2 separate regions of the Homo sapiens genome follow, and region 1 is linked to region 2. A link is an interaction called in ENCODE POLR2A ChIA-PET data of the cell type or tissue named here. Cell type or tissue: CD4-positive, alpha-beta T cell. All regions are shown on one strand. Each heading gives the region's core, and the rest is flanking DNA. Links, peaks and the distances in the headings are about the cores only.

Region 1 (8,331 bases), core at 107-8,106, 220 kb after region 2:
TTGGTGGAAACAGGGTTTTGCTATGTTGGCCAGGCAGGTCTCAAACTCTTGACTTTAAGTGATGCACTCACCTCAGCCTCCCAAAGTGCTGAGATTACAGGTGTGATTAAGCGTGCATTTGTATTATAATAAAAACAACAAAACTGGACTAGAGGCTGCGCCTGGTGGCTCACACCTGTAATCCCAACACTTTGGGAGGCCAAGACAGGCAGATCACTTGATCAGGTCAGGAGTTCGAGACGAGCCTGGCCAACATGGTGAAACCCCGTCTCTACTAAAAATACAAAAATTACCTGGACGTGGTGACAAGAGCCTGTAATCCCAGCTACTCAGGAGGCTGAGGCAGGAGAATTGCTTGAACCTGGGAGGCACAGGTTGCAGTGAGCCGACATAGCACCATTGCACTCCAGCCTGGGAAACAGAGAGAGACTTTGTCTCAGGAAAAAAAAAAAAAAAAAGCCAGGCATGCACTTGTAGTCCAAGCTACTCAGGAGGCTGAGGCCAGAGGATCACTTGAACCTAGGAGTTTGAGGTTGCAGTGAACTATGATCACGGCACTTGCACTCTAGCCTGGGCAACAGAGCAAGACCCTGTCTGAAAAAAAAAAAAAAAAAATTCCCCGAGTAGCTGGGATTACAGGCGCCTGCCACCACGCCCAGCTAATTTTTTTATTTTTAGTAGAGACGAGGTTTCACCATGTTGGCCAGGCTAATCTTGAACTCCTGACCTCAGGTGATCCACCCCCCCTTGGCCTCCCAAAGTCCTGGGATTACAGGTGTGAACCACCACGCCCAGACTGTCAAAATTTTTAAATACACAGAACTAAAAAGATAATTAAAACATTGCATATGAAAACCTGCGGGATATCGAAAAACGTTAACTTTTTAGAGCTGTTTATGTAAGGCTATAATTGCCTAAATTAGTTTTTAAAAATCCTGAAACATAATGAGTTAAAGATTTCACTTGAGAAATTAGGAAAAGAACAATAGAATAAACCAAAGAATATATAAAGAAGGAGATAAGAGAGATAATGAAATAGAAAACAAAGATTTGGTAGAGAAGATCAACAAAGCTAAAATATGATTGATTGAAAACACCAAATAAATCTTTAGGAGACAGATTAAGAATAATAGAGAAAAAAAGACACAAAAAATAGCATAATTAGATGGAAGAAGAATTAAGATGTTGATAACTATCAAAGTCAGGTGATGGCTATGTTCATTATGCTATACTATCTGTTTTTGTGTGTGTTTGAAAATGTCAGTAATTAAAAAAAAAAAAAGTTTTGTCCGGGTGCTGTGGTTCATGCCTGTAGTCCCAGCACTTCGGGAAGCCAAGACAGGCGGATCACTTGAGGTCAGTTCAAGACCAGCCTGGGCAACATGGTGAAATCCTGTCTCTACAAAAAATACAAAAAAAGTAAGCCAGATATGGTGGCATGCGCCTGTAGTCCCAGCTACTCAGGAGGCTGAGGTGGGAGGATGGGTTGAGCCTGAGAGGTGGAGGTTGCAGTGAGCCAAGATTGTGCATCTACCCTCCAACCTGGGTGACGAGAGCCCTGTCTCAAAAATAAATTTTTTTTTTTAAGTGTGTAAATATATAAGTGAAAAGGAGGAAATAACTACAGATACTGGAGAGATTAAAATAAGAGAACACTGGGAACAACTTCATTACAATTGACTTTAAAACTATGAAATGCAAAATCAACCTGAGGTAAAAATAGCCTGAATGGTCCAGTAACTACTAAAGAAATGAAAACAATAGCTGTAAGTCTCAGTGAGAAAACTACATTTTAACAGTTTTACCGAGAATTCTACCAAACTTTCAGACTTTGAAAGAATGGATTATCCAGTCTTGAGCAAACTCTACCAGTGAATTTAAATGAGTGAGACATCACACACACAAGTGAATACTCCCTACTTTGTTTTATGAGACAAGTAAAATTCTGATACCAAAATCTGCCCAAAACAATACCAGAAAAAATGAAAAATCACAGGTTTATCTCACTCATATTAGATTCAAAAATCCTAAAGAAAATATTCTCCAGGAGGCTGAGGCAGGAGAATTGCTTGAACCCAGGAGGCAGAGGTTGCGGTGAGTTGAGATCACGCCATTGAACTCCAATCTGGGCAACTAGAGCAAGACTCCGTCTCAAAAATATTCTCATACCTACATCAGTGTAATTTTCAAAAAAAAGAAACAATATACCAAATCGAGCAGTGTATTTTAAAAAGCAGTATACCATGAGCAAATTGGTTTATCCCAGGAACGCAAATAGTGTTTCATATTAGAAAATCCACTTTATTGGCCAAGCGTGGTGGCTCACGCCTGTAATCCCAGAACTTTGGGAGGCCCAGGCGGGCGGATCACCTGAGGTTGGGAGTTTGAGATCAGCCTGACCAACATGGAGAAACCCCATCTCTACTAAAAATACAAAATTAGCCAGGCATCGTAGCGCATGCCTGTAATCCCAGCTACTCGGGAGGCTAAGGCAGGAGAATCACTTGAACCTGGGAGGCGGAGGTTGTGGTGAGCCAAGATTGCACCATTGTACTCCAGCCTGGGCAACAGAGAGACACTCTCAAAAAAAAAAAAAAAAAATCCTCCTTCCTTCCTCCCTCCCTCCCTCCCTCCCTCCCTTCCTTCCTTCTGACAGGGTCTCACTCTTGTCACCTAGGCTTGAGTGCCATGACACAATCACTGTTCACTGCAGCCTTGACCTCCCCAGGGTCAAGCAGTCCTCCCACCTCAGCCCTCCAAGTAGCCGGGACTACAGGCACATGCACCATGCCTGGCTAATTTTTTTTTTCTTCTTTTTGTAGAGACGGGGTTTCGCCACATTGCCCAGGCTGGTCTCGAACTCCTGGCCTCAAGTGATCTGCCCACCTCAGCCTCCCAAAGCGCCAGAATTACAGGTGTGAGCCCCCGCACCCAGCTAGAAAATCCACTAATGTTAGTTGCTACATTAATATATTAAAGAAGAGCCATATGATCATGGCTTAGTAGATCATGGATCAGTAGATTTCCAAAAAAAGTATTTTATATTCAACCTTAAATTGTAATTCCTAGGCTAAAGGAGTATAAAAGAGGAACTAAAAATCAATTTTACAGGTGATCTAATTGTCTACATAGGAAATATAAAAGAACTTACAGCAAGGGGCTAACTGTGTAGGATCAGTACAGAAGTTATTTGCTTTTGTTTTTTGTTTTTAAACAGAGCACGGTGGCTCACACCTGTAATTTCAACATTTTGTGAGGCTGAGGTGGAAGGATCACTTGAGCCCAGGAGTTTGAGACCAGCCTGAGCAACATAGCAAGATACTGTCTCTACAAAAAATAAAATAATTAGCCAGGTGTGGTGACATGCACCTGTGGTCCCAGCTACTCAGGAGGCTGAAGTGGCAGGATCCCTTAAACCCAGGAGACCAAGGCTACAGTGAGCCAAGATGCACCACTGTGCTCCAGCTTGGGCAACAGTGAGACTCTGTCTAAAAAAAAAAAAAAAAACAGTTATTTTTCTCTATACCCACACCACAAATAATTGGAAATGTAGCTCAAAAGAGCATTTATAATAGCACCAAAATCTCTCACTATCCACAGATAAATCTGGCAAAAGTTGCATAAGACTTGTATACAAAAGACTGAAACTTTATTGGAAAACATTAAAGAAGATCTAAATCACAGAGATTCATTATCCAAAGACAGGAAGGGTTAGTATCATAAAAGCTGTCAAGGACCGGGCATAGTGGCTCATGCCTGTAATCCCAGTGCTAGGAGACCGAGGCAAGAGGATTGCTTGAAGCCAGGAGTTTGAGACCAACCTGGACAACATAGACCACAACTCTACAAGAAAATTAAAAATTAGCCAGGCGTGGGCCGGGCGCGGTGGTTCATGCCTGTAATCCCAGCACTTTGGGAGGCCGAGGCAGGTGGATCACGAGGCCAGGAGCTCGAAACCATCCTGGCTAACACGGTGAAACCCCGTCTCTACTAAAAATACAAAAAATTAGCCAGGCGTGGTGGCGGGCACCTGTAGTCCCAGCTACTCGGGAGGCTGAGGCAGGAGAATGGCGTGAACCTGGGAGGCAGAGCTTGCAGTGAGCCGAGATTGCACCACTGCACTCCAGCCTGGGCAACAGAGCAAGACTCCGTCTCAAAAAAAAAAAAAAAAAAAAAAAAAAAAAGCCAGGCATGGTGGTACATGCCTGTAGTCCCAGCTACTCAGGAAATTGACACAGGAGTATCCCTTGAGCTCAGGAGTTTGAAGCTTCAGTGAGCTATGCTTACGCCACCTCACTCCAGCCTAAGCAATAGAGAGATCCTTTCTCCAAAAAAATTAAAACAAAAGGCAAACCATTAGGATTACACAGCAAGCTTTTGACCACTAAACTACAAAGAGGTCTTCAGCCTGACCAAGGAGCCCCATGGCAAGACCAGAGGAGGTGCTGCTGCTTCATGGGTTTGCAGCTAGCGAGCCCTCCCTCTCTCCTGCTGGAGGAAGGTGTGAAGCGACGGGAGTCCCTAACCACTGCTCCGGGGAGCATAACTGTTAAATTACTTTGGAAAAGAGTTTGGCAGACTCTAGCAAAATTGAAGTTGTGCCTCCCGTGCAACCCCACAAACAGCTGCACACTTGTGTGCACGACTAGAGGTTCTCCTGCATGTCCCGGGGGCGGGGCAAACGTGAGGCAAGCAGCAGCATCTGTCTGTTCACTGCCATGTGTTCATACCGCAGTGAAGACGAACAGACTGTCACCTCATGGAGAACTCTCACAGACATAACATTGAGTGAAATAAGAAGCTGTAAGACCATGTACATACAGTGCAGTTCCCTCGATATGAGGCCACACAGCACAACCATACTAACATTTAGGATGTCATAGAGAAGTCACGAAATTACCAAGAACTATGGTGAACTAATTACTCCAAACCCTAGGGCTGTGACTACCTCTTGGGAGAGGACAGCACGGCGCCACGGTTAGCAGTGTCAGGTTTTGTGACCTGGGGGTGCTGTGACTCAGGATTCTCCCTGCTGGTTATGTGGCTGTCCTGTGTGTCAGACACCGTGTGCATGTCTCACGTAGTCTGCAGTCGACAAAACAGGCCTGATGCAGAGGCCACTGTGTCTCGGGTGCAGGTGGTGTGGGGAGGGACAAAGCCAGGTCACACTGGGCCTGGGACCTTAGAGAGCAGCGTGAGCTCTGTGCCCATGCTGCAAGAACCTGTGGAAGCTGTGCAGTGGTTTGGATTGGATTTCTTCCTTGAATGGCTTGGAGCAGGAATGTGGTTGATGTTCTTGAGCATTCTATTCCAGCTGCTGTGTCCAGAAGGGGCTGGGGGACAGGGTCACACATGCACTAATGGAAACAGGATTAGTGATTGTCAGAGTTAGGAGGGGACAGCAGAGGCAGAAGGTAACATCACAAACTCAGGGCTTGACCAGCTAGGGACAGGGAAAGAGAATTTGGATTCTGGGAGATGACACAGTCAGCCCTTCCAGTTTAGGGGAGTGAGGGGATCAGTCTCATAGAGGCTGCAAGGCAAGAACGCTGTTGGGCATTCACGAATGTTTGTGGTTGAATAAACAAGCCACAGTTTAAGCAACCATAATTAAACCTAATGGATGGGTGACAGTAATAACCATTTTCAGGTTTCATTCAAGTTTAGAGACAAATAAGTAAGTAAGTAAGAGACAGGGTTTTGCCACATTGCCCAGGCTGGTCTGGAACTCTGGAGCTCAGAGGATTCTCAAACCTTCCAGAGTGCTGGGATTGCAGGAATGAGCCACCACACCTGGTCCAGTGTTTCAATTTTGCTTACAAAAGTATACTTTAGGCCGGGCGCAGTGGCTCGCACCTGTAATCCCAGCACTTTGGGAGGCCAAGGCAGGAGGATCACGAGGTCAGGAGATCGAGACCATCCTGGCTAACACGGTGAAACCCCACCTCTACTAAAAATACAAAAAAATTAGCCGGGTGTGGTGGCAGGTGCCTGTAGTCCCAGCTAGTCAGGAGGCTGAGGCAGGAGAATGGCGTGAATCCAGGAGGCGGAAGTTGCAGTGAGCCAACATCACGCCACTGCACTCCAGCCTGGGCAACAGAGCGAGACTCTGTCTCAAACCAAAAAACAGTATCCTTTAGGCCAGGCACGGTGGCTCATGCCTGTAATCCCACTTTGGGAGGCCAAGGCGGGTGGATCATGAGGTCAGGAGTTCAAGACCATTCTGGCCAAAGATGTTGAAACCCCCTCTCTACTGAAAATACAAAAATTAGCAAGATGTGGTGGTGGGTGCCTGTAATCCCAGCTGCTCGGGAGGCTGAGGCAGAGATTTGCTTGAACCCAGGAGGCGGAGGTTGCAGTGAGTTGAGATCGTGCCACTGCACTCCAGCCTGGGCAACAGAGCAAGACTCCGTCTCAAAAAAAAAAAAAGTTTGAAGTAAAAAAGACTAATTTAGAATTTAAAATTTGATTTTAGGAAGTATGTCAGATATCAAAGGTTTAAAACACTTGATATCAAAATAAGATCATCACAAAAGAAGTTATTCATTTAACCAAACTAATAATTCAAAGGTTTCAAAAAGCAAAAACCTTTATGTTTTGATAGGAGACTCTGGTTTTGGAGGGTTGGGGTTTCTGGGTTTTTTGTTTGTTTGTTTTGTTTTGTTTTTTTGAGACAGGGTCTCACTCCATTGTCCAGGCAGTGGTGCAATCACGGCTCACTGCAGCCTTGACCACCAGGCCCAGGTGATCTTTCCACCTCAGCCTCCTGGGTAGCTGGGACCACAGGCGTGCTCCACCACCCGCTGCCTGAGACTCAGTTTTCTCAACAGTCAGAAGACATAATGAAAATGGCATGAGGCCAACAGAATGTCTTTTTTTTTTTTTTCAGCTTACTCAAAAGATAATTGACAAAGTATTTTATTATCTCTTATTAATACTACATGAAATCTTATTGAAAAGAGAAAACCAGTTGCATCAGTGTATTACTATTAATTGTAGTAAAATCTTTTAAACAGATCCATCTAATTTCAATCAGCTTTGACCACACAGGATTTCCATAAATCTTTTATAACCTCTTAGAATTTTCCCATTCACTTCCTTTTCCCAACTTTCTATATTCATTTATTTTCTTTTCCATCTGTTTTTCAACTTAAGACCACTTTTAAATAACCTCTAAACTAGTCAAAATCACTTTTTCCTTTGACAAAACCACATCCTCATGTTTTTCTTATAACCTTCCTTACCAAAACACATCTTACTTTTTCTTATGTATTTTATATGTAGAACTGTTTTCCTGCTTATCTCTACTTTGAGTTACCATGTTAGTCAGAATTTTAGCTTTTAGTAACCTTAAATTATAGTGAAAACTTAAGAAATAAGCAATTATTAATATTTTGTTTATCTGAAATAAGCCAGGCACAGCGTTCACACCTTGTAATCCCAGCTCTTTGGGAGGCTGAGGTGGAGGATCACTTGAGCCCAGGAGTTTGAGGTGTGAGCTGCGATTGTGCCGCTGCACTCCAGCTTGGGAGATAGAGTGAGACCCTGTCTCAAAAACCAAACAGAGGATAAAGAATTTAAGCTTTCCAGTCAATGAAGCTTTACATTATTGGCAGAAATCATGTCAACAAACAGAAAAGCGGGCTGAGAAAGTGCATATCGTTATCAAGGGTTACGGAAGAGAGGAATTCAGTCAACTGAGAAGGTTTTTTTATTATGAATTTTTTAACTTTTTGAGATGGAGTTTTGCTCTTGTCACCCAGACTGGAGTGCAATTGGTGCAATCTCGGCTCACTGCAACCTCCGCCTTCCAGATTCAAGTGATTCTCCTGCCTCAGCTTCCTGAGTAGCCTCTATTACAGGCACCCACCACCATGCCCAGCTAATTTTTTTGTGTTTTTAGTAGAGACAGAGTTTCACCATGTTGGCCAGGCTGGCCTCTAACTCCTGAGCTCAGGTAATCCACCTACCTCCGCCTCCCAAAGTGCTGGGATTACAGGCGTGAGCCACCACACCTGGCCCTGTCTCTATTTTTTAATTAAATTAAAAACTATATATATATGTATGTATATACACACACATATATATGGTGCTTGCCTGGGCAACACAGCAAGACGTCATCTCTACAAAAAGTAAAATCAGCTGGGCATGGTGGCACACTACTGTAGTAGTTCCAGCTACCTGGGAAGCTCAGGTTGGGGAGGGTCGCTTGAGCCCAGGAGGTCGAGGTTGCAGTGAGCTGTGATCGTACCACTGCACTCCAGCCTGGGCAACAGAGTAAGACCCTGTCTCCAAAAAAAAAAAAAAAAAAAAAAAAAAGTAATCACACCA
Region 2 (8,331 bases), core at 110-8,109:
CCATTCTCCTGCCGCAGCCTCCCAAGTAGCTGGGACTACAGGTGCCCGCCACCACGCCTGGCTAATTTTTTTTGTATTTTTTAGTAGAGATGGGGTTTCTACGTGTTAGCCAGGATGGTCTCGATCTTCTGACCTTGTGATCCGCCCGCCTCAGCCTCCCAAAGTGCTGGGATTACAGGCATGCGCCACCACACCTGGCCAGAACTTTTGAAAAGAGGCAAAGGCAGAGGAGAATAAAGGAAGGAGGAAGTAACTTGTGGAATGCTGAAAAAGGTAAAAATAACCTTTAAATAAGGAAGAGGAACAGGCTATGATCTAATGCTTGCTTGGACTAATATAAGCATGCCAAGGTAAATATTTAGGCTAAATTGTGGGAGCTAAGAATATAAAGTACATTGATTTCTTTATTATGGCTAGCAGATATTTAAGAATGTTAGTACAGGTCTTTGAATAAATTTTGCTTTTAAGAGAAGTTACTATTTATTTCTAATTAGATGGGGAGGAAAGTCTTTGAAGAGGAACCTCTACTTTACTTTTTACATAAGCAACCTGGTGGCTGCTGGGGAAACCCTTAAAACACTGGGCAGTAGAACTCCACTGAGGTTAGTGTCAGCTCCCTTGAGGCCAAGAGCAGCTGCTCACTTGGGAGTTTTGGCTGCTGTCGCTTGGCCTCTGGGCCCTCCTGGGGCTGGTTCTGTGCTCCTTAGTCCGTGGGAAGTTACTAGACCCAGCTTCATTTCCAAAACATCTCAAGCTGCCATTTGATAAGAGTAGCATTGGAACACAGAATCAGGCTTATCCCTGTTGCCTAGCGAGGGCTTGGCTGGATGGTGGGTGTTCCTGGATCTTGTATGAATCTCTCCTGCAATATCTGGTCCTTTCAGAGTTTCCTGGGACAGATTGACCCTAGTAAGGCTAAGGAATTGGGATAGTAGTAGCATCTTCCGTCTCTGCGCAGTACTTTACATACATGATCTCATTTAGACCTTATAACAGCTCTGCAAGGCTGGTACTGGTGAGGAACTTGAGACTTAGTAGTGCAGTACTTGTCCCAGGTTGTCCAGTGCAAAGGATAGCAGGACAGGGCACAGGGAGAAGAGCACGGAAACACCAGTGGGAATACAAGGTGACAGGCTCTGTTGGGAAGCTCTTTTTTTTTTGGGGGGGGGTGAGATGGAGATTTACTCTTGTTGCCCAGGCTGGAGTGCAATGGCACAATCTCGGCTCACCGCATCCTCCACCTCCCAGGTTCAAGTGATTCTCCTGCCTCAGCCTCCCGAGTAGCTGGGATTACAGGCATGTGCCACCACGCCCAGCTAATTTTGTATTTTTAGTAGAGACGGGTTTCACCGTGTTGCCCAGGCTGATCTTGAACTCCTGACCTCTGGTGATCCGCCTGCCTCTGCCTCCCAAAGTGCTGGGATTACAGGCCTGAGCCACTGCGCCTGGCCAGCTCTGTCTCTTGATTAAGGTGGAGGATATTCTCAGCTTGTCTTTTGGGACCAGGCAGACCAGAAATGCTGGAGCATATTGGCAAACCAGCAGCCTAAGGATTTGGAAGAAAGGCTGGTCAGAGTGTCAGTTGCTTATCAACCAGCTGAGAGCCTGAACTTTCCGGAAGACATGGCTCTTGGGTAGCCACTGGGAACAGGCTTAAAACAGCTTTGGTTCTTTGAGTTCTTTGTGGGGAGTGATTGTCTGGTGTGAATCACAGTTGATAGTGCCCTGAAAGGTTCAAGGCCACATTTCCCAGGGGAAGATAAGCTTTCCACAATGTATAGAAACTCAGAAAACTCCAAGTTCTTTATGCTAAGAAACAAAAAGGGCTCAGAAAGGCTGAACACAAAGTCAAGGAAGAGAAATTGATAACTTTTGGTTAAAGGGAAGAGTTTCCAGCCTTTTGGCCAGGGCATCCACTACCAAGTCCAAATCCTGACTTGGCCTCAAGCTTTTGTAAAGGGATGCATCGTGTCCCTTTTGACCTGCTGATAGTTTTTTTGAGATGGAGTCTCACACTGTCACCCGGGCTAGAGTACAGTGACGCGATCTCGCCTCACTGCAACCTCTGCCTCCCAGGTTCAAGTGATTCTCCTGCCTCAGCCTCTGGAGTAGCTGGGATTACAGGTGCCTGCCACCACGCCCAGCTAACTTTTGTATTTTCAGTAGTGATGAGGCTTCACCATGTTGGCCAGGCTGACCTTGAACTCCTCACCTCATGATTCGCCCACCTCAGCCTCCGAAAGTGCTGGGATTACAGGTGTGAGCCACCATGCCCAGCCGACCTGCTGATAGTTTGATAAAACAGAAGTTTTACTTTCTGGAATTTCTACTCATTTTATGTTTTGGATGGTTTCTCTCTCCGTAAGCATTCAGTATTCTTGAATCTCAAGTTTTGAAAGGAGCCCTAACTTCAAGTCTACTCGCTGGCTTCTTAATGAAGTGAACCATTTCTATTGCCCATTTAGTTCTTCCTGAAACCCTGACATTCTGGTGTTCATGTGACTCTTCTTTCCCCCTTGCTACTCAGAGAAAGCGTCGTGGTGGAGCAATAAATTCTAGACAAGCTCAGAAGCGAACTCGGGAAGCAACCTCCACCCCCGAGATCTCCTTGGAAGCAGAACCCATAGAACTCGTGGAAACTGGTAAGATTGCCAGGGACACTACAACTGTGGGGTGTTAAAGTGGAGAGAGAACACTGTACCAGGGTGAGCTAGTAGAAGGTGCTTTCAGTGTCTTTAGAAGGCCTATGCAGTCTCACACTCACCATGTACAACTCAAAGCTTCACAGATTCTGAAATAGCTTCTCAACTGGGCTAACTGTTCAACTCTGGTAATGTGCAGCAGTGGGGTAGGATCCATTTAAAAAAAAATCTAGCGCAAATGAGATAGCCCACCTTTTCTATCTGAAACTGCATCCCCAATTGCTGGACCTTGTAAAGTACTTCGCTTTCCTCTTCTGTTTTTCATTAGGACATGAAATCACCCAAGAAGGCAAACTTGTCCACAGAGCTCCCTGTGTTGGAGCTTGGTATAGGCAGAGGCCAGATTGGATTTCCCCTTCTGCCTGCTCAAGAAGTGGTTGATGGCTGGCCTAAGTCCCTTTGCTCTGCATATATTGTTTTTATAACTAGGATACCTGCAAACTGGCATTTTATTTTTACTTATTTATTTTTGAGATAGAGTCTTGCTCTGTCGCCCAAGCTAGAGTGTAGTGGTGCAGTCTCGGCTCACTGCAAGCTCCACATCCTGGGTTCACGCCATTCTCCTGCCTCAGCCTCCCAAGTAGCTGGGACTATAGGCACCCGCCACCACACCCGGCTAATTTTTTGTATTTTTAATAGAGACAGGGTTTCACCATGTTAGCCAGGATGGTCTCGATCTCCTGACCTTGTGATCCACCCGTCTCGGCCTCCCAAAGTGCTGGTATTACAGGCGTGAGCCACTGCACCCGGCCATGCAAACTCGCGTTTTAAACAGAAGAAACTTAGTGCAAGATAAATTTCATGGGCCCCCCAGGAGAAATGAAGTTCTCTATATGGTCTCTGAGTTTCACTTCTACAAATGAGTTCTTGAAAGCCTTGACTTGAGGCTAGGATCCTGGCTCTAGACCAAAAAGGAACGAACTGCTTTCCGTCATGGCACTTGTCATCCTCTAGGCAGTCTTACCCCTGTGTGTACTTAGGGCTGCCCATTAGAGCACTGTTTTGTTTTTGTTTCTGTTTGAGGCAGAGTTTCGTTCTGTCAGCCAGGTTGGAGTGCAATCGCGTGATCTCGGCTCACTGCAACCTCTGCCTCCCAGGTTTAAGCAAGTCTCCTGCCTCAGCTTCCCAAGTAGCTGGGATCATAGGCGCCCACCACCACACCCGGCTAAATTTTTTTTGTATTTTTAGTAGAGACGGGGTTTCACCATGTCAGTCAGGCTGATCTCGAACTCCTGACCTCAGATTATCCACCTGCCTTGGCCTCCCAAAGTGCTGGGATTACAGGCCTGAGCCACCCGCCTGGCCTAGAGCACTGTTTTTGTAAGAGCCCAGAATTGTGTTCACCAGAAAGAGAATGGTTCAATAAATTGTTGTATATCAGTATATGGACTGTTGGACAGCCCTTCTTTTTAATAAAGAATGCAATAATTTTATATAAATTATATTGTATATGTAAGATTATCACGGTTTTTATTCTTGTGAAACTTTATGATACAAGAAAATAAAACAGGCCAGCCAGATTGCTTGAGCCCAGGAGTACCAGACCAGCCTGGACAACATAGTGAGACCCTGTCTCTATAAATAAAAAAATTAGCCAAGTGTGGGAGGCTGAGGTAGGAGGATCACTTGAGCCTGGAACATTGAGGCTGCAGTGAGCCGTGATCGTGCCACTGCACTCTAGCCTGGGCAACAGCAAGACCCCACCTAAAAAATAAATAAAAGAAGTTACGTTGGGTTGGGCGCCATGGCTGGCTCCTATAATCCCAGCACTTTGGGAGGCCGAGGCGTGCAGATCACCTGAGGTCAGGAGTTCAAGACCAGCCTGGCCAACATGGCGAAACCCCATCTCTACTAAAAATGCAAAAATTAGACGGGCGTGGTGGCGGGCGCCTGTAATCCCAGCTACTTGGGAGGTTGATGCAGGAGAATCACTTGCACCTGGGAGGCAGAGGTTGCAGTGAGCCGAGATCGTGCCACTGCACTCCTGCCTGGACGACAGAGCGAGACTCTGTCTCAAAAAAAAAAAGTTAAATGCATTACAAGACACTTTCCCCAAATATTAGACCAATACTGTTTCTTAAAAAACTTCATTTAGTGTTTTGTTGTTGTTGTTGTTTGTTTGTTTTTGAGATGGAGTTTTGCTCTTGTTGCCCAGGCTGGGGTGCAGTGGCGTGATCTTTGCATCCCGGGGTTCAAGCAATTCTCCTGCCTCAGCCTCCCGAGTAGCTGGGATTACAGGCATGTGCCACCACACCTCGCTAATTTTGTATTTTTAGTAGAAACGGAGTTTCTCCATGTTGGTCAGGCTGGTCTCGAACTCTCAACCTCAGGTGATCCGCCCACCTCAGCCTCCCAAAGTGCTGGGATTACAGGTGTGAACCACTGTGCCTGGCCCATTCCGTGCTTTTTAATATTAATATTAATAGTAATCAGAAATAAAAATGGTTGTGCGTCATTTTTTACTTTATATAAATGGAAGTTGTACGTTAACTGTTTGGTCCATGTCCTTCTCACCTTTATCCTGTGCACATGTAGACATCACAGTATACCCTAAGGGCTGAAAGGCAAGCTTCACAACAGATGCAACCCATTTTGTATGTTGAGGTTCTAGCTATCAGTATATATCACTGTTATTCTCCATCCAACTAGGGAGACAAACTTGAGAGATAAATGGAAATTAAAAGTTTGTCCTTGGCCGGGCACGGTGGCTCACGCCTGTAATCCCAACACTTTGGAAGACTGAAGTGGGTGGATCACAAGGTCAGGAGTTCAAGACCAGCCTGGCCAAGATGGTGAAACCCCATCTCTACTAAAAATACAAACAAAATTAGCCAGGCATGCTGCCAGGCGCCTGTAATCCCAACTACTCGGGAGGCTGAGACAGAGAATTGCTTGAACCCAGGAGGCGGAGGTTGCAGTGAGCCAAGATCGCACCACTGCACTCCAGCCTTGGCGACAGAGCGAGACTCTGTCTCAAAAAAAAAAAAAAAAAAAAAGAATTTGCCCTAGATTAACCGATGAAGTTACTAAGCTAAGCCTGACTTTTGGTCCTTGGGCCAAGTGAGAGTGGTCAGCTTCACCTGCTGGGAGGAGCAGAGGTTTCAGGCTAGTCCATCCCAAAGAGAAAGGCCTGGGGCTGGGCATGCATGGTGCGTTCTCCCAGATGGGGCACAGAGGCATAGCCGTGTGGAAGTGGGATGCCGTGGAATAGAGGTATGCACATGCGCACACATACATAACCCCCCAGGTACATTTGTAAAAACCATACCTCCCCACTCAGAGCAGAATTCTGGAAGGGTGGTTACTGGCTTTCCCTCCTGAGGGAGGTGTTGGTCCTGGTGCTCTTTGCAGTGTATACTTCAGGATTGTTTTAGTTTGGGGTAAGCCTATAACATTAGCAGTCATACTAAAGTGTAGAGGGATACAACCTTACTTTCCTCTTAATCTTAATGCTTGTTGAAATACTTTCTTTTGAAGCTGGAGATGAAATTGTGGACCTCACTTGTGAATCTTTAGAGCCTGTGGTGGTTGATCTGACTCACAATGACTCTGTTGTGGTAAGTGTTGGAGTGTGAGAGTCGGCTGTTTCTTGGGTATGGGTCCCTGGCCAGTGCCAGCATCTGACAGCCTTGGTCACAGACTCCAAGTCAAGGTTACAGCTTATGCTAAAGAAGTTCATGCATCTTGTGGAATTGAGCTTTTAGAAAGAAAATAAACAGTAACAATAATAATAACAAAGAAGTTCATGCATTCAGTGACGAGAGCCCAAAATGAAAAATGTTTCTGGAAAATCATTTGTTATAGCCTTGTCGCCTATGGAGTAGGTCTGTGTAACCTGACCTTGCCACACCTGGGCACAAAAGTGGTTTGGGGAGAATCTCAAGACCCCCACATCTGTCTTCAGTCCCTGATTCCACAGTTTACACCAGCTGTGTGACCTTGGGCATGTGACTTAGCCTCATTCACTTTCCATGAAATGGGGACAGGTCACTCATGTCAGCAGGGCATGGTGTAAGACATCTTACAACAGATGCCGTGTTTGAGTGCCTGACACCTAGAATGGTGCCCAGTCACTGTGAGTGTATGCCCTCCCAACTGAAAGGAAAGGGAACGTTGGCTCAGCACTGCCCATGGGAAATCTCTCAAGTTCCAAAAGTGCCTGCTACTTAGCATGGCCTCAGGGGATGCAGGCTCCCTGCATTGCCACCTGATGCCTGCTGCGTCCTGATGCCAGGGAGGCTGGAGCCCAGGAGGCTGCCTGTGTCCCTGTCTCATGGCACCGGTTACAGACTGCAGGGGACGTGTGTATACGTGTCCTGCCTGCCAGGAGGGAGGCCTTGTCTGGTCAGAGGACACACGGAGAAGCTATTTCTGATAGACCTGTTTCATGGTGCATGCAGGTCTGGGAATCTGGTCAGCATCTTAAGGGCAAGTTTGCCTCTGGAAGATGCCACTTGAGTGTTTTCTGACAGTGTGCTCGGAACACAGGTCGGGGTGGGGGCACACTTGGCAGCATTGGCAGTGGGGTGGTAAGTGCTGCTGAGGAGGACTGTGGGGTGTGGGGGCTGCTAGTAGCTGAGTCTTCGCCTTGGCCCTGGGCTCACTGGTGTTGGGGTTATCCTGTTTGGCTGATGCCTGGGTATCTGAATAGGGACACCCCATAGGTGTTGCTTCTTAGTTGTGCTGAGAACTTCAGAATAGGGTTATACTGAGAAGTTTCAAGACTTCAATGCAAAGAAAAGGACAGGGATGGAAAACCATCTGAGATAAGCAGCAGTGGGTTTAGTTGTACGTGGTCCCTGCTTAGGTCTCATTAACGTGTTTTCTGAGGTACATACACACATATGACTTTGCTTATCATCCCTGTGTCCTGCATGGAGTTCTGGAAAGATAACTAATTTGGTATATTAGCTGGCAGCTACAGCACAGTCACTGATTTTTCCCCTCTTTCTTTTTCCCAGCTGACACCTTGGTTTCACCAGTTGCTCATTAAAGCTGGAAAGTGGTGTCTGCAGAAGTTTTTTTGTTTTTTGTTTTTTGTTTTTCTTGAATACTCAGTGTTCACCACAGTCTTCTTGGCCTTCTCTCTGCCAGACCCTGAGGAGAGAGCTAGGATTTTGACTGCAGGAAGACAATGATTGATTGGCTTTTGTTGGCTGACAAACCAACATCATTTCCCCTTTCACACTTGTGTTTTCTTTTGCTTTAGAAACAGGGTCTCAGGCTGGGCGCGGTGGCTCACGCCTGTAATCTCAGCACTTTGGGAGGCCGAGGTGGGCGGACCACAAGGTCAGGAGTTTGACATCAGCCTGGCCAACATGGTGAAACCCTGTCTCTACTAAAAATACAAAAATTATGCGGACGCCTGTAGTCCCAGCTATTCAGGAGGCTAAGGCAGGAGAATCGCTTGAACCCAGGAATCAGAGGTTGCAGTGAGCCGAGATCACGTCACTGCACTCCAGCCCGGGCAACAGAGTGAGACTCCATCTCAAAAAAAAAAAAAAATACAAAAATTAGCCAGGTGTGATGATGCATACCTGTAATCCCAGCTACTCGGGAGGCTAAGGCAGGAGAATTACTTGAACCCAGGAGGCGGAGGTTGCAGTGAGCCAAGATCGCGCCACTGCAC

What was found. ChIA-PET counts read pairs that join two places held together with the same protein. Peaks named below come from ENCODE experiments on the same cell type or tissue, not always from the same donor. Only the 100,000 strongest peaks of a DNase experiment are listed, where the experiment ranks them.
Region 1: POLR2A ChIA-PET joins it to region 2 with 15 read pairs; 7 of 35 experiments call an interaction of 5 or more read pairs at or near these places.

The regions. Positions count from the first base shown.
Region 1 is chr4:2,717,158-2,725,488 of GRCh38, forward strand. The region is part of intron 20 of FAM193A (family with sequence similarity 193 member A); the gene reads left to right. Among named protein-coding and RNA genes, the nearest start is that of TNIP2, 35 kb to the right of the region's middle. In CD4-positive, alpha-beta T cell, for the core only: no CTCF peak of the experiment used is centred there; no DNase peak of the experiment used is centred there.
Region 2 is chr4:2,494,480-2,502,810 of GRCh38, forward strand. It overlaps RNF4 (ring finger protein 4), which reads left to right. Exons shown (of 8, transcript NM_002938.5): 3 at 2,528-2,642; 4 at 6,180-6,259. Among named protein-coding and RNA genes, the nearest start is that of RNF4, 30 kb to the left of the region's middle. In CD4-positive, alpha-beta T cell, for the core only: no CTCF peak of the experiment used is centred there; a DNase peak (open chromatin) is centred at 3,642.